Regions from separate parts of the Homo sapiens genome. Here region 2 is linked to region 1. A link is a loop called in an ENCODE intact Hi-C map of the cell type or tissue named here. Cell type or tissue: heart left ventricle. All regions are shown on one strand. Links, peaks and the distances in the headings refer to the core of each region. The heading gives the core; the rest is flanking DNA. Region 1 has its middle 5.4 kb from the start of CXCL13. Region 2 has its middle 120 kb from the start of CXCL13.

The links. Peaks named below come from ENCODE experiments on the same cell type or tissue, not always from the same donor. Only the 100,000 strongest peaks of a DNase experiment are listed, where the experiment ranks them.
Region 2: a loop joins it to region 1, with 2.1 times the contacts of the local background. A loop is called at or near these places in 8 of 110 quality-filtered maps.

The regions. Positions count from the first base shown.
Region 1 is chr4:77,595,980-77,604,947 of GRCh38, forward strand. It overlaps a transcript of CXCL13 not described here. Among named protein-coding and RNA genes, the nearest start is that of CXCL13, 5.4 kb to the right of the region's middle. In heart left ventricle, for the core only: CTCF peaks have their summits at 3,627 and 5,103; no DNase peak of the experiment used is centred there.
Region 2 is chr4:77,479,524-77,488,491 of GRCh38, forward strand. No RefSeq gene overlaps it. Among named protein-coding and RNA genes, the nearest start is that of CXCL13, 120 kb to the right of the region's middle. In heart left ventricle, for the core only: no CTCF peak of the experiment used is centred there; no DNase peak of the experiment used is centred there.

The DNA of each region.
Region 1 (8,968 bases), core at 2,853-6,852:
CCAAACAGTCTTTCAGCTTGGGTACAAATGGGGAATTAACCACTCCCTCTGTTGACCTAATCATACTCAACAAATTGTTACTTTTTGCAAACAAAACAAAGTCCCTTTTCATATTACTGAGGCAGATAGAAGGCAGTATAACAAGAAATACAATGGAATTTTTCCTGTTGTCCCGGAAGGGAGCTAAGATCTAAAGCTGACAAGCAAAAACACTAACAGTGTGTGTCCATTAAGATGATTTTCTAAGTAACCAAAATTGCTAGGTATAGGTTTTGTCTTGAGTAAGACCATCTCTGTATCACCTCCCACTTGTTTGTATGGCTATTATCAAAAAGACAAGAGGTAACTGTTGGCAAGAGTGTAGCGAAAAGGGAACACGTACACTGTTGGTGGGAGTGTAAATTAGTACAGTCATTTTGGAAAATAGTATGGAGGTTACTCCAAAATTAAAAATAGAACTATCATACGCTCCAGCAATCCCTCTTCTGTGTATACACCCAAACAAAATGAAATCAATACCTTGGGCTGGGCACAGTGGCTCATGCCTGTAATCCCAGCACTTTGGGAGACTGAGGTGGGCGAATCACCTGAGGTCAGGAGTTAGAGACCAGCCTGGCCAACATGGTGAAACCCCATCTCTACTAAAAATACAAAAATTAGCTGGGTATGGTGGCGGGTGCCTCTAGTCCCAGCTACTGGGGAGGTTGAGGCAGGAGAATCATTGGAACCCGGGAGGCAGAGGTTGCAGTGAGCTGAGACCGCGCCATTGCACTCTAGCCTGGGCAACAAGAGTGAGACTCTGTCTCAAAAAAAAAAAAAAAAAAGAAAAGAAAAAGAAGAAAAGAAAGAAGTCAATACCCTGAAGAGATATCTGCATCCACACGTTCATTGCAGCATTACTCACGATAGCCAAGACGTGGGAATGACCTAAGTGTCTATTGATGGAAGAACGGGTAAAGAAAAATGTGATCTATACATGCGGTGGAGTATTATTCAGCCTTTAAAAAGATGAAAATGCTGCCATTTGCAAGAACACGAATGAACCTGGAGGACATTACACTAAGTAGTATAAGCCAGACACATAAAGAAGCATATTGCATAATCTCACTTATATGTGAAATCCAAAACAGTCAAACATATAGAAGCAGAGTAGTGGTTATCAAGGGTGAGGAGGTGGGGGAAATAGAGAAACATTTAAAAAATGATAGATTACTTAAAAACATTTTTAATTGATTCAGAGGGAATATTTTACTGATTATTAGATTGAAGCTCTGTAGACTTCCCAGCTAATTGTGTAAATCATATTTTTTTTAATGTATTGATACTTAGGTTTTCCCCTGGGGGCAAAAGGAATGCATTCATTTTGAATAGTATATTTTTTAATCTTTTTGCATAAACTAAAGCAATATGTCATTTTAAAAAAGATTTCCATTCTTTTGGCAAGGAGCTTCTCCATGTGTTGGTTTTGTTGAACCTGGATGTAACATCTGGAATTGATGCAGCCACTTTGTGCCATGAGTGAATCTAGCCTGAGGACAATTTCCTAAGGCAGGAAGGGGCCGCCTTTTACATTATCCCTGTTTTAAGAGCTAAAGTAAAAAAGTTCTTTCCCAGACCCCAATTCCTTAGAAAAGTGAAATTCTCATGGTTGGCTTAAGAAAATAAAGATTTCCCCACCAAGAGTCTTGGAATATGGAAGAAGTTGAATATTCAAATGAATAGGGTCTATTAGAATGGTGGAAGTGCACAAATGGCTCTTGGGTGGGCAACAGGATCTGCTCTGTGGCCACATTCTATGTCCAAAGCACCAGCAGCACCAAGGCTGACCACCCACAGGGACTACCAAGAGGCACCTGCCCACCACCAGCACCTAAGTCAATGAAATGAAAAGACTAGGAGAGGTGAGAGAGCTTTGGGAGACTGCCAGGTGTATAAGAGAATCCCTGCCCTCTCATTTCTCTTCGGAACTTTGGCAAGCCACTAAAGCAGCAGAGTGCTTGATGTCATTGGAGCTTGGAGAAGGGGAGACAGGAAGACAAGAAGCTGAGAAAAGGGAACCATTGAGTCAGCCTGTTTTTCTACTGTCTGGCAAAGCAAGTCTTCTGTGGGTCATGTGGACACTGCGGGAGATGACCAGGCTTGCCTGTCTTGACAGTATACTGCCTCCAAAGGACTGGCATGGAGCAAGGGGATCCCAGCAACAAGGGGCTGTGGAATATGCTCCTGTGGTAGCAGCTGAAGATTTGCGGAAGCCGTTGGTTCAGAATCGAGTCTGCCATATTAGTTTGCACTGTATTAGGGAGACTCTGCAGAGAGATTCAGCCACATCCATAGAGTTAACAGAGAGCAGTGGGGAGTAACAGGGCTGGATAGTGCCTGTCGTCTTGCCATGAAAGATAACCATTCCATCCCCAATCCCTTCGTCCCTTTCAGAGCCTGGAAGAGGGAAGGGGAAGTATAGAACAACCAGACTATGCTTTTCTCACCCACTCCAAGCCTCTATAGTCAAAGTTTTCATCTATGTTAGCTGGAAGAGAGAAGAGCTTTGAATCAAACATTGAAATTTATTCAACAAAGAAATAAGACTATTTGAATAACAAAAAGTGACAAAAAGATGTTATGGAATCTGGAAGATGCCTCATGAGAGATGCTACACCACCAGAAAGGGAGAGGCAATATAGTAGAGTGGCAGGTTATTGCGGAAAACTTTTCTTCGTTATACACTAACACATTGAGACTCCATAGTGAACACATTCTACAGAAGGAAGGTGAGGTGTCGCCCAACTCTAAGCTTTGAAAATATTCATGTCCCATTTTTGGCCTAGCCCCAACACAATGATTTTTTTTTTTCTTTGAGATGGAGTCTCACCCAGGCTGGAGTACAATGGCATGATCTCGGCTCCCTGCAACCTCTGCCTCCCGAGTTCAAGTGATTTTTCCTGCCTTAGCCTCCATAGTAACTGGGATTACAGGCACCTGCCACTATGCCCGACTAATTTTTGTATTTTTAGTAGAGCCAGGGTTTCACCATATTGGCCAGGCTGGTCTTGAACTCCTGACCTCAGGTGATCCACCTGCCTCAGCCTCCCAAAATGCAGAGATTACAGGCATGAGCCACCGCACCCGGCCAGCCCCAACACTATTACTGAAGGTAAATAAAAATGGAGTCTTAGGAGTAGAGCTAGAGGAAAAAAAACATTAACAATATCTAGGTACTGCCAATGAACCTTCCTTGGTATCCGTGAGGATTGGTTGCAAGACTCCCGTGTATACCAGAATCTATAGATGCTCAAGTCTCTGATATAAAATGGGGTAGTATTTGCATATAACCTGTGCACATCCTCCTGTATACTTTAAATCATCTCTAGATTACTTATAATACCTAATACAATGTAAACACTATGTAAATAGTTATATTGTTTAGGGAATAATGACAAGAAAAAAATCTGTACATGTTCAGAACAGACATGGTCCTTTTTAAAATATTTTTGATTCACAGTTGGTTGGATCCACAGATGTGAAACCCTATGGATAAGGAAGGCCGACTGTATTCATTTGGAACGTAAATTGGAGTACTTGGAGAAGATATTCAACCTGTGAACTTCAGGCCCCTAGTGGTGGTCAAAGTGATTGCAAAGAGTCCTCAACCCCATCTGTGAGAACTGGGGTGGACAGCAAAGGGATGAGGCAGCAGAGGAAGTTGGAGAGAGCACCAGGATCCACTAAGGACTTCTCCACACAGGGGATAGTGGGAAGCCTTTGCAGCACAGCAAAGACACAAACAGCTTTGTGTTTTGAGAAGATGGTTCTGGCTGCAGTGTGGAAAGTGGATTGGGATTGGGGATGGGAAAAGAGCAGTTAGCAAGCTATTGAAGTAGTTGGACAATGGTGGCTGGGAATAGTTTCTAGCAGTGAAACGGGAGGAAAGTGGAGAAAGTCAGGCTATTTTAAGATATACAAGTGCCAGCTCTTAGAGACCAAATAGATATGGGGATTAAAGGCGATGAAGGAGTTCAAGATAACTTCCCTGGTTTTTAAGCAAATTTTTGAGCAACTGGGTGAATGATGATACCATTTACTAAGACTTGGAATATTGGAGATAGAGCAGGTTTTGAGGACACTAAGTTCAGTTTGGGGATAATATGATTAGTGAGAAGTATCTAGGAGGCCTCTATGAAGAAATGACCAGTAATTAGGCTATTGAATAGATACCAATGTGAGAGGACTTACATGTAAACTTGAAGGACTGGGAAGAGACACACACCCCTAGGGAGAGAGTACACAGTGAGAGGAGCGGAATAGCTAGTTAGATGAAGAAGAGAAAAGAGCAAAGCAATATGACACTGAGAAGATTACTTGGGGGCACCTGAGGTTTGCAGATTAGCTGATATCAAGGGAACAAAGTGATATGCCAAAAACTTTCAAAATTGCATAAGGGTTCTCTTGCTGGAAAATGAAACTATTGACTTTTATTTATAATGTCCAGGTCTTCATTGATGGTTATAACATAAATATATGCCGAATGAGAAAAGTAGATGATGACTTATTATCTACATGACATATGATTATATATGATGACATATGATTACATTATAGCGTCAGTAGAGGAGAAACAAGATGAGTATTTTGCTAATGCTCACTGCATGCACTATGCTTTAAAAGCAAAAGCACAATTGCTTGATCACTTTGACATTGGTATGTGGTGGCCTCACTGTTCTCAGAAATCTTTCTAATCACAGAAGGTACAAGCCCAGCCACTGCTGAGGCCGAATGTGATCTCATGCCAGAGGACCAATATGCAATCTGATTTTGCAACCTCAGGAATAAGGAGTTGGATTTGGGCAAGAATTTGTTGGACTATTTCAGATTTTTAGGGGTTTTTCTCCCCTCCTTCATGAATATTTCAGCCTAATCAAAAAAATCTCAAACCTCACAATATTTTTAAAGCAATAAGTCAAATCAAATAAATGATTTGAATGTTGAAATAATGCAACACACCCCTTCTGGTCAGCACACAGGCAGGGTCTTCTTTACCTGAGGACAGACCTTTTCCTTCCCGCAAACTGTTTCTGTAAGTAATGCTGCCACCTAGCAGTCTCTTGGGGAATCACCACCCTACAAGGTAATAGCTTTCGGTACACACGTTTTAGGTTTGTGGTGGCTTCCCTGCATTTAAGTTGGGTTTAAACAACACTTGAAATATGAATTTAATTACCTTTGAAAAATGTCTTTTCTGCAGGTATAGGTCTTGAAATCATGGTGTGGCAAAAAATAGGCTGTTGAAAGCAGCTCGCTCAAGATGAAAATGATGGCAAAATGCACAGGATTTGCACTGTCCAAACTCATCCAATTGCAGACACTGAATATGTGCAGTTCTTTTTATATAAATTATTCCTCAATAAAGCTGTTTAAAAAATGGTAAAATAAAAAGAAAATGATGAAAAAAAATAAAACACCCCCTGTGTAAAACTTCAGTACATTTGTATGAAATAACAAACCTCTACAAGTAACTTGTGAGGAGAGTAGGTAAAAACAAAGTGTGGATGATCAGCGTCAAAGAAGAACAGCTCTTTAACCAGAGAACTCTGGAGTCATAATCTCAAAGTATCACCTATGTGCCTACTGGAAACCTAAATGCTGTGACATTTTAATTCACAGCAGGAGCTTCACTTGCAAACTAAGCAAAGTTACTTTTTCATGTACTTCACGTTTTTGTGTTTTCACAAAGGTTAAAAAGAAACAGCTAACAGTTATTGAAGTGTTTGCTATTTGCCCAACACTGAGTAAAACACTTTCCAAGCACTGTTATGTAACCTACACAATCCCCTGAGATGATGTTACTGATACTGGTGGCCTGGGGAAGTTAACAAGGCAAATAAGTGTTGGAGTCGGGATACAAACCGAGCCAGTCTGATTTCAGAGCCTGAGCTCTCACCTCCAAGGTTATAATACTTTTCTATTGTGCTGAAAGTTATGTGGGAGCAAACAGATGTCAGATGTTCAGCAGGTTAAAACATGTGTTAACAGGATACAGTAAGTTTCTGTTTTCTAGTTGAGTGGCATGAAAGAAAATGTTCTCAATTGTATCACAGTGACATTTGTCCTATCTCTTACTACAAACTACTTTATTTAATCACTGTGAAACTCTACCGTTAACTCTCTGTTTAATACCTGTTGACTACCTAGATTGTCAGATACTTTGTCCAATTATGCCATCTCACTGTTTTAGTGACATTTCACTTTTTGATATCTTGAGAGAGAGTTTCCTTCTTGTCACTGCTCTGCATTTAGATGTCAGTGAGTACTGACATCTACAGTGGATGTGTCCTGTCCACTTTTACTAAAATAAGGTATCTATGCATCATTTTCTGAGGAAATGTCTTGTCCAAACATATCTCTGAAGATAATTTGAATGTGCATAATATCTTTATCCAGAAATAGCATGCCACAGCAAACTATGCAGCTTATGTTAGACCAGGCCCATGCATTCAAACCACCTGAGAATCTCGTTGAATGCAGGACCTGAGATTCTACATTTTAAACTAGCTCTCGGGTGAAGTTAATGATGCCAGTCCTTGGATCACAATTTAAGTACCAAGGTTCTAAATTACCCAGTTATGCTTGGGTCTGGAAAGAAAATCTGATTCGATTCCAAAGTGAAGCAAAAAAAAAACTTCCCTATAATTTTCTCATTTTATGTATCTGATGATAAAAATCAGGTTTGATATAAACCAAGTTATGTATTTTTATGTTTCTAAACAAGGGTATCTATAAAATCTATTTTAAAAATAAATTGTTTCCATTTGAGTTTTAAATCTATTTGTTTAAATATTTTTTCTTCTTGTCATCAGAGTTTTTGAAATTTATACCTCTACCATAAGATATCATGTAGTGTTGGACTTGAAACTTCTAGAATCATCTGGCTATCAGAGAGCTGCCCAACCTCCAGCCCCATCTTAGGGCAGACATGAATAAGGCTTCTTTGGTCTAAATAAGCTAAATCCAGAGCTCTGGGCATTAAAGAAACTGAAGTCAGATTTTAGAATTGTTCTGCAATTAGTTCCTTGACCTGGTGGTCCTATTTTTAATAGCAGCCAATTTAGGAGTTTCCTAGGTTTATTCAGAGCTCTCTTTCAGGTAACTTTGTCCCTATACTCTTCCCGTTCTTGTCAGTATCACTCATTTTTTTGCTCTCACAAGAAAATATATAGTACTTAGAGGTAAATGTAAAACTTCTATACTTGGGTCTCAAGATCATATCACAAAAGAGTGAAATGAATTAGACACTGTAAGAAATTGACCATTCAAAAACAGGAATGTTATTGCCTACCAACTCAATATAAGTGACTAGAATAATGTTATTCAGTCTAGGAATCTATTAATAGAAGAATAGTGCTAGGACAAAGGAGGTAATGGGCTTCCTCTAGCTTGTACTGGCAAAGCCATAATTGAGGTAATACAATGTTCAGATGTATGCATTTAAGTGTATGCGTGTCTGTGGCTGTGAGTCAGAGAGTGTGATGGAGAGGCAAAAGGGAAGGTAGTTATAATTTATGAGGAACAATGGAAAAGATCAACAGGTTTCAAAAAGGTAAACCAAGATGGTGAGAGAGTTTCAAACTGTTATCAATTCAAAGAAATAGGAGTATTTACTTTTGAAGTGGGTTTTGGAGTGGAAGTTAGTAAGATCTTTTATGGATGGATGGACAGATGGATGGATGGGGGTGGTGGATGGATTGAAGAGTTAAATCCCTAAACACCTCACTTTGAGAAATGTAGAAGCAATGGAGCAGTTTTTTCCCAAACAGATTAGATAGTCAGACAGACAGGCAGGCTATTTATTGAATACATTCTACATGCCAGTATTTGGCCGAACCCTCTACATATACCAGGTGCTTTCTTCTCCAAACAACCCTTTGGAATTCCTATTATCCTCATGTGGAAAGTGGTAAATATGAGGCATAGAGAAATTAAGTGACCTGTCCAAAGTCATTGCCAGGCTGAGCTCAGACTTTGTGCTGTTAACCTCTAGTTTATAACCCTGAGTGACACTCAAAGGTGGCCTACTCAACTCTCTCTTAAAGAAATAACTTGCTGGCCAGCGGCAAGGAGTGCAGTTAGCTGACAGCCTCTACTGATAACCTCCTCGGGCTCTGCTTCAGCTTTCAACCAGAGACCATGTTGTTTCTGAGGAGGCCCAGCTAAGGACCGAGCACGGTTGGGGTAGAAGAGTCTGAACATTTCTGCCCACCATGGGCCCCTCTAATAAACAGTCTTTCCTCTGGAGCTCCCCACTGAGCTGTTGTAGACTTCACCAGATCAGCATTGCAATCTGAGGCTCCCCCTGCCCAATTCAGCCTCCTTCCTCCTTCTGTCTATCGCAGGAGTTGTTCTGAATAACCTTCTTTTACTCCAATGTCCATCTCAGCATCTGCTTTGCAGAGGACACAACTGGCACACCCTGCCTTCATATATTTGGATTGCCATCATATAGAAGACTGTTTAGAATTGTTTTGTGTTGTGATAAGGGGTTGAATTAGGACAAAATTCAACCCCTTATCACAACACAAGCATAAACAAACTGCTAGGGAAGCAGCTTTCACATATACATAAGGAAGAACATCGTAACAACTAGAAGTGCCAAACAATAGAATAACCTGCCTCAAGATCAATGAGTGCCCTGTCACTGCGTTCAGGCTGACTGGAGAACTGCTTTTGTGTGAAGGTTGTGTGGCATTACCACTCCTCCACTTCTACCCCCATGAATACTGAGGCACCTGGGATGCTAAACATCCACAATGCTAATTGATTAGCAAAAACCAAATTGTTTAGGAAATCGCGCCAGGAAGCCCAAACCTCTGATTTCTTAGCAGATCAGTGGGTCTGGTTTGATACATCATCCTTGTCCACTTCCAGGGCAGTTTAGTGGTACTCTAGGCCAGACTAGCCAGTCTACATACTTTTTTTT
Region 2 (8,968 bases), core at 3,036-7,035, 120 kb before region 1:
AATAAAAAAAAGATGAGGTTGTTAACAATTAAAAACTAAGTGTGAAGGCCAGAGGGCTTCTTTAGAAGCTTCCAAAAAGTCCGTATCTCCCAAAGTGAAAGAACAAAAGTGGAAGACCCAAACCTTGATTTAATAGAGTTGTCAAGATGCAAAGCTGATGGAATTCTTAACTGAGGAAGGTCTGTTGTACCAAGGTGAGAACCTCATTGGACAAACCTGGGATGCTTAATATGAGATGGAACTATGTGATTCTCCGTATTCCTCTAAACCCTTAAATACTACAGATGTGGCCCATCCTTCCCTCCCCTATTAGGAAATAGTCACCTCTTATTCCTTGTGATGGTTAATTTTAGGTGTGAACTGAATTAAAGGATACCAAGATAGCTGGTAAAGCATTATTTTTGGGTACATCTGTGAGGGTGTCTCTGAAAGAGATTGGCATTTGAATCAGTGGACTCAGGAAGACCCAGTCTCATCCATTGTGCATAGGCACCATTCAATCAGCTAACAGCCTGGATAGAACAAAAAGGCAGAGGAAAGATGAATTTACCCTCTTTTTTCTGAAGTTGGAACACCCTTCTTCTCCTGCCCTTGTACATCAGAACACTAGATTCTCTAGACTTTGGACTCCAGGTTCCCCAGTTCTCAGGCATTCAGATGTGGACTGAAAGTTACACCATCAGGGCTGGGAGCGGTGGCTCACGCCTGTAATCCCAGCACTTTGGGAGGCCGAGATGGGCAGATCATGAGGTCAGGAGATCGAGACCATCTTGGCTAGCACGGTGAAACCCCATCTCTACTAAAAATACAAAAACATTAGCCAGGCATGGTGGCAGGCACCTGTAGTCCCAGCTACTCAGGAGGCTGAGGCAGGAGAATGGCGTGAACCCAGGAGGCAGAGCTTGCAGTAAGCCAAGATTGTGCCACTGCACTCCAGCCTCCGTGACAGAGCAAGACTCCTTCTCAAAAAAAAAAAAAAAAAAAGAAAAGAAAGTTACACCATCACCATCAGCTTCCCTGGTTCTGAGCTCTTTACACTGGGACTGAGCAACACTACCAGCATCCTAGTATCTCCAGCTTGCAGATGGCCTGAATAGGACTTCCCAGCCACCATAACCATGTGAGCCTATTTTCCCAATAAATCTCCTATTTATCCATTTGTCCATCTATCCATCTACCCATTTATCCTATTGGCCTGTCTCTCTGGAGGACCCTAATACACTTCTGCTTCCCCCCTTCAGTGGCCTCTTCTCCATAAGGTAATAGGGGCTCTACCTCATGATCAGCCCCCTACCTGTTCTACTGATAGCCAGGCTGATAGCTGGTGTGAAGTCATAGCATAATCAGCCATGGACATATTGGGCCTGATCAGGTAAGACAGCTTACTCCCAAATAAACTGCAAGAATTGGTTAGCATGAAATGGCAGAGGCCAGGAGAATAACCATGGATTTGGATTTTGAATGTCTAGATTAAGGGGAGACAGCACATAAGACAAGTGGAGGGAGAGTTTGTTGATTTGAGGGTACCCCTTTAGCATACTGGATTTAACATGCTGGCAAAGACCTCAGGGTTTCAGGCAAACTTACCATTATAAGGGCCCCTAGAAGCCTAGAAAATGCAAGTGCCCATGCTGAACCAAGCTGAAACACCTTTGCAATGACAGGAGGGGAGAAACTAAATAGCCCAAGGATTCGGGCATACCAGATTAAATATATTTTGTGATGACTAAAGACGCACCATAGGATTATGTTCTGTGGGAAACACACAAGACAGCCATCTGCCAAGGCCATTAAGAATGCACTGGCATGCCAGGAATCAGCATCAAGAAGTTCAGCCATCACTCCCCCCAGCAGGCCAGTTACAGATAGTAGTAAGTGCAGTTACAGATCTTGCCGAATTGCTAACAATGTGGTGGTGGGGTCCCTGAAGCCAAAAAGGCAGGGTGGCAGCCCTCAATCACTGGAAGCCAGAGTGTCATGATTATCATAATGCCAGCTAAGGTTGGAATGGCAGCCAACCATCTGGCATACCTGCAGATAGTTATGGAGGGGTATAACAGAACACAGCATTTGTAGAAATGTATGAGAAATTGAGGTTATTGATTAATACTTTAATGAGAAAAAAGAATGTGCAAAAGGGCTGAGAGTAGTTACTCTAATAAAGTAATAATCCCTCACCCTATCTCCAGATTGAGCCAAATGTCTCTGCCAGTTATTGTTTGCTAACCTTTGTCATCTGCCACCCCAGAAATGGCATGTGTTGCATATAAAAAGAAGGACCACAGTGGCAGAGTTGGAGGCGATGCATGGGCCCAACAATGTGGACTCACACTTACCAAGAACAATCTAGTTACTGCTCCTTCTAGATATCCAACCTGTTAGCAACAGAGACCAATACTGAGTCCCTGATATTGTGCTACTTTTCTGAGCCACTTAGAACCAAATTAACTAAAACCCTTCCATTCCAGAAAGACTAGTGACTCATTCTCATAGGAGCAGACATTCCTGTCATGGGTTTGCCTTTTTTTGCCCTTAGCACGTCATTCAGCACCACTATTCAGGGGATTACAAAATGCCTAATTCATACAATACAGCATCTGACCAAGGCCTCTTATTACAGTGAAGGAGGCATGGTCATGGACCCCTGACCATGGGATCCCTTGATCATATCACAAACCACACCATTAAAAGCACTGGTCCCATAGAGCTTTGGAAAGGCCTGCTGAAGGCAGAGCTGAAGCTGAAGCTGCAGCTCATGTGGAGTGTCTTTCCCCCGAATGTACTGCATGAACTGTGGAGAGACCTATCAATGGTACTGTGACTCCAACAGGGAGCACATTTGGACCAAGAAGCAAGGATTGGAAGCAGGAGTGGCTTTACTCATCATCATCTCCAACATCCCACTAAGGGAACACTGTGCTTCTCATCCCCACAAATCTGGGCTCTGCAAGGTTAGAGGTCCTGGTCTCCAAACTAGAAACACTCTTGCTTGGTACTGGTACCACAGGGTCCTAGTGAACTGTAAACTATGATCACCACCAGAGCACAGACTGTCCTTGGAATGATGCTCCAGTTGCTGACAATGGTAGCTGGCTTGATAAAATGCACTTTATTGGCTACTTTGCTTCCCTGTCTCCCTTTCCCAGTCTCCTAACAGAGTTCCCTCTATCTCTCAGGTAAATTACTCGAGTTCTTGCCTTGGGTTCTCAGGGAATCCAAACTAAGGCACAGGTCTGGGAGGCATAAGAGATACAGCAATAATTCTTGTTCCCCTTTGGGAGTAGTTTTTGTCTGACTACAATCATTTCAAATACTAGCAAATCTAACAAATCTATACTCCATGAACCCTGAAACAAGAATTTCCCAGTTCTTTTTTTCTTTTCTTAAAAAATAGATTTAGGAAGTACAACTGCAGTTTTGTTACTTGGATATATTGTGCAGTGGTAAAGTCTGGGCTTTAAGTGCAGTCATCACCCACAGTATACATTGTATTTATTAAGTAGTTTCTCATCCCTTCCCCTGATCTTCCCACCCTTTCAAATATCCAATGTCTATTGTTCCATTCAAAAGTGGACAAATGGGACTTAATTAAAAAGCTGCTGCCTGGCAAAAGAAATAATAGAGTGAACAGAAACCTGAAGAATGGGAGAAAATATTTGCAAACTACACGTCTGACAAAGGACTAATATCGAGAATCTACAAGGAACCCTTGTAACTCCTGGAGCACAATGGCATGACGGTGGAACATTCTTGCAGCTCTGGGAAGTTGTACATTGAAATGCTTTCAAGTATGGTGGGCCTACATCTCCTTACAAGGGTCATAAGCACTCTGCCAAGAACAAGGATGAAAACAAAAATATATAATTATAAAACACAACATCACAATCCTATACCGTGCATATTCTTGGACTGATGAAAGGACTCATGGTCAGGCAGGATCCATCAGGCACCACTTCAGTGTTACCTTAATATGACATCCACATCCTGAGTGGTGACAGACTGTCCTCTCTGGATCTTCTCCAGTAGAATCTGATTGTCCCCTCACAGGTGATGAAACTTTCATCATCTTCTACCCCAGGGGTCCCAAACTCATACCTACCGGATCCCATCAAGTAATGTGAGTAAGTGACATCTCAGTGAGTGAGGCTGTGAGTTATGGGGACCATTGGGAACTGGAAGAAATATACTCCTTGGGGCAGCTGCTGTTTCTCACCATTGAATTTCTGCAATGAGGATTTTTTGAAATAAGTCAGAAAGCCACACTGTCTCTGAAATTTTCAGATTAAAAAAAGAAATTCTCTGTGGGCCAAACCCAACACATCTGTAGACCAGATCTGTCCCACTCATCACTGTTGTACAACCTTTCTGCTCCACAATTTATGAAATACATTTGTATTCTTCACCATTTGCAAAAAGCCCTGGGAGGCCTTTTCATTTTCCAGAATAGGAAATTAAGCCTCTGAATAAGTGGTCTCCTGATCATCACTTAGCTGTGAATGGGACAGCTAGAGCTCAAGCCTATCTTTCTGTCCTAACTGTTGTATAATTGAAGGTCCTTGTACTTTCAATTACACAAGTTTCCTTCCCTTCTACAGGGGTATGGACTATATGAGCCAAGAATAATGTGCTAAAGGTTTGGCACTGCTTTCAGAAAAGGTCTGTTTATCATGAGCAGTTGGTACTACTCCAGTTAGAAATGGCTGAAAGAAGCTGTAGGGCTTCTGTGTGGAGGAGAAAAGAAAGTTCAGATTCTAGTTAATCAGGTCTATAAAAATGGCTCAACATGGTAATTGCCCTGTTCAAGGCCTGATCAAAGTGGCTCTGGAGGTCCTTGGAAAGTGAGGGATGTAGGTCTTTAATTAAAACTCCTTAGTTTTTTCACAAAATGTACAATTATTACATGGAAAAGTCCTGCAACTAAGACATGAGTGCCAGGATTCTGTATCACTTTACAAATGAGCCATCCCAAGTGGGGTTCCAACACCCAGGAGAAAACCACACCCTGACACTCCTCCATTCTTCCTCTTTGGGCAGTTACTCTGTTGGTTCAGGTTCTCTAATGATCAGACACCAGGATGGAATAGACTGCATGGTTTGGGGAGATGCCTTTGAAATATAGAGGAGGAAGGAGCAGTTGCAGGCAGGGAGAGCCTTCAAACCATCATGCTGATCTGACACATGTGAAAGGACAGAGCAAAGGAAGAAGTTTTGGGCATGAAGAGCCTCATATTGCAGTGCAGTTCGACAAAGTCCTGACCAGGCTGATGAGGAGTCCCCGAGGCAAAGCTGCCTGTTGGATGAGACCTGCATCAGGCAGGCAGGATGGGTCTAGCTTTAGCAGTCCTGCTGTGCTCTGTCATTGCCTGGGCTCCCACTGATCAGTGAATGCCATGCTAGATCCAAAGGAGCAGCACTGAGGTTGCTGGTCAGCTATGCTCCCTGCAGCTGGTTTCTGGATGGGACATCTGAGTGGGACATTTCCATGACCACCACATTCTCCTTGCCTGATTACAACCCAGGTGACCTCACAACACAGCTAGAGCTTGCTTTCAAAGTGAGCAAGGAGGTTTGGTGGAACCTCGTAAATAATCATTTTCTTTCTTGCCTGAGTCCTTAAACAATAGAGCCACAGAACAAAAATCAGCAGATGGTGGCTAATATCGCCTCTTTCCTACTGATAAACCAGACATTGGAGAATGTGACTTATATCTGCAGACAAGTGGGCTTCTCAAAACTAAGCCACAGCACTAGACAGGTAGACAGCCAGTCCAGTAACACTAACCACTATAGGACTCTCTAACTCATGCATTGTCTATGGAAAACTGACAGCATGCAGAAATGGGGAAGAATATGTGATTCCTGTGTGCAGCCCCTCTCCTGAAAGCAGAGAGGAACAAGCTGGGCTACACATACCCAGTTTACTCTTTCAGGGAGGAGGGAATGAGTGGGGAGAGAAAAGCCAAGACTATTTTAGTTACTGGAGCTACCTCTACAAGGAAGGGAAAATTAGGAGTGAAAGAAGAACTGCTCTCTTTCTCATTTTCTAGTTTGAGTCCCTTCCAAAAAGTTGGAGTTGTGTGTAGGAGGTTGATATATGGTCCCAGTTGGCACAAGTGAGGGAGTTGGGAGAGTGAGATAGGAAAGTTGTTATAGATTGATTCTAGAAGCAGGTGCTATGCAGACTTTAGGGTGCAAGATGTTTTTTAGGGATTAACATCTGTGAAAGGAAGGAGGAAGAAGGAGGATTGGGCAGTCAAACCATGACATGGCCCTGACAAAACCTTGGCCAATCTGGCAGTGCACCCTGGAGCAAGTATTCCCCATCAGCACCATCCTGCATGGGACCAAAATGACTACACCTTTGTACCCTCATCTCATGTTGTCACCAGATGACGGCTGCCCAGGAAGGGCATTACCTTAGGTAAGGCAACTGTCAGACTCAGGCAGACCCTGAGGGAGCTGACAGCTGGGGCAGCTGGTCACATTCCTCAGATCTGTATGGTGCATCTCCTTGTCTACCATGGAATGAAAGACAATACAGTGCATGTTGAGAAGGATACTGCTGATGGCAACTAAAGTTTAATTCCCACTGGGACTCTCTAAGCATCTGCTGAGGATATCTCTCAGAATTGCCTTACCAAGAGATGGGGAAGCTGGACTCTTTCTCTACTTATTCCCATTCATTACTGGTTGAGGGTTACCTCTGGGTGCATTAAATCCCTGGCTCTTCCAATCTTCTCTGTATACAAATGAAGCAAGCATGTGTAGCACCAGAGGAAATCCTCAAGTGGAGAAGTTCAGATAGATGCTTAAAGTAGGAGGCTACCACTGTAGCTGAAGACCAGCTCAGAGGTGTCTCAGGAGCACATAGGGTAGAAATGACATCATCTCCATGCCCCTAACTATGCCTAGCAGTGTCATATGTCCCAAGATAAAATTAAGTAGAAATTCAGAGATTTTGCTACCTTTTGGGGTTGTTACCAGTGGGCATATGGTTCTGTGACTGGTCCAGTTCTAGAAAATGTGGGCTCTAATACTCATTTAAGAAGTAGAAGAATAGGTTGGGCATGGTGGCTCACTCCTGTAATCCCAACACTTTGGGAGGCCGAGGAGGGTGGATCACCTGAGTCAGGAGTTTGAGACAAGCATGGCCAATGTGGTGAAACCCCATCTCTACTAAAAATATAAAAATTAGCCGGGCATGTTGGCAGGTGTGTATAATCCCAGCTACTCAGGAGGCTGAGGCAGGAGAGTCACTTGAATCTGGGAGGCAGAGGTTGCAGTGAGCCGAGATCGTGCCATTGCACTCCAGCCTGGCCAACAAAAGTAAAACTCTATCTAAAAAAAAAAAAAGGAGGGGAAGAACAGAGTTATAATAATGACTGATAGTACTGTGAGCTATATCGCACATTAATCCCATTGGGGGCAGAAGTCAAGTTACATTTAAAGCAATCTGACTTTTATTATTATTATTATTATTATTATACTTTAAGTTTTAGGGTACATGTGCACAATGTGCAGGTTTGTTACATATGTACACATGTGCCATATTGGTGTGCTGCACCCATTAACTCCTCATTTAGCATTAGGTATATCTCCTAATGCTATCCCTCCCCCCTCCCCCCACCCCACAACAGTCCCCAGAGTGTGATGTTCCCCTTCCTGTGTCCATGTGTTCTCATTGTTCAATTCCCACCTATGAGTGAGAACATGTGGTGTTTGGTTTTTTGTCCTTGTGATAGTTTGCTGAGAATGATGGTTTCCAGTTTCATCCATGTCCCTACAGAGGATGTGAACTCATCATTTTTTATGGCTGCATAGTATTTCATGGTGTATGTGTGCCACATTTTCTTAATCCAGTCTATCGTTTTTGGACATTTGGGTTGGTTCCATGTCTTTGCTATTGTGAATAGTGCCACAATAAACATACGTGTGCATGTGTCTTTATAGCAGCATGATTTATAATCCTTTGGGAATGTACCTAGTAATGGGACGGGCGGGTCAAATGGTATTTCTAGTTCAAGATCCCTAAGGAATCACCATACTGACTTCCACAATGGTTGAACTAGTTTACAGTCCCACCAACAGTGTAAAAGTGTTCCTATTTCTCCACATCCTCTCCAGCACCTGTTGTTTTCTGACTTTTTAGTGATTGCCATTCTAACAGGTGTGAGATGGTATCTCATTGTGGTTTTGATTTGCATTTCTCTGATGGCCAGTGATGATGAGCATTTTTTCATGTGTTTTTTGGCTGCATAAATGTCTTCTTTTGAGAAGTGTCTGTTCATATCCTTTGCCCACTTTTTGATGGTGTTGTTTGTTTTTTTCTTGTAAATTTGTTTGAGTTCATTGTAGATTCTGGATATTAGCCCTTTGTCAGATGAGTAGGTTGCGAAAATTTTTTCCCATTTTGTAGGTTGCCTGTTCACTCCAATGGTAGTTTCTTTTGCTGTGCAGAAGCTCTTTAGTTTAATTAGATCCCATTTGTCAATTTTGGCTTTTGTTGCCATTGCTTTCGGTGTTTTAGACATGAAGTCCTTGCCCATGCCTATGTCCTGAATGGTATTGCCTAGGTTTTCTTCTAGGGTTTTTATGGTTTTAGGTCTAACATGTAAGTCTTTAATCCATCTTGAATTAATTTTTGTATAAGGTGTAAGGAAGGGATCCAGTTTCAGCTTTCTACATATGGCTAGCCAGTTTTCCCAGTACCATTTATTAAATAGGGAATCCTTTCCCCATTTCTTGTTTTTGTCAGGTTTGTCAAAGATCAGATGGTTGTAGATATGCGGCATTATTTCTGAGGGCTCTGTTCTGTTCCATTGATCTATATCTCTCTTTTGGTACCAGTACCATGCTGTTTTGGTTACTGTAGCCTCGTAGTATAGTTTGAAGTCAGGTAGCGTGATGCTTCCAGCTGTGTTCTTTTGGCTTAGGATTGACTTGGTGATGCGGGCTCTTTTTTGGTTCC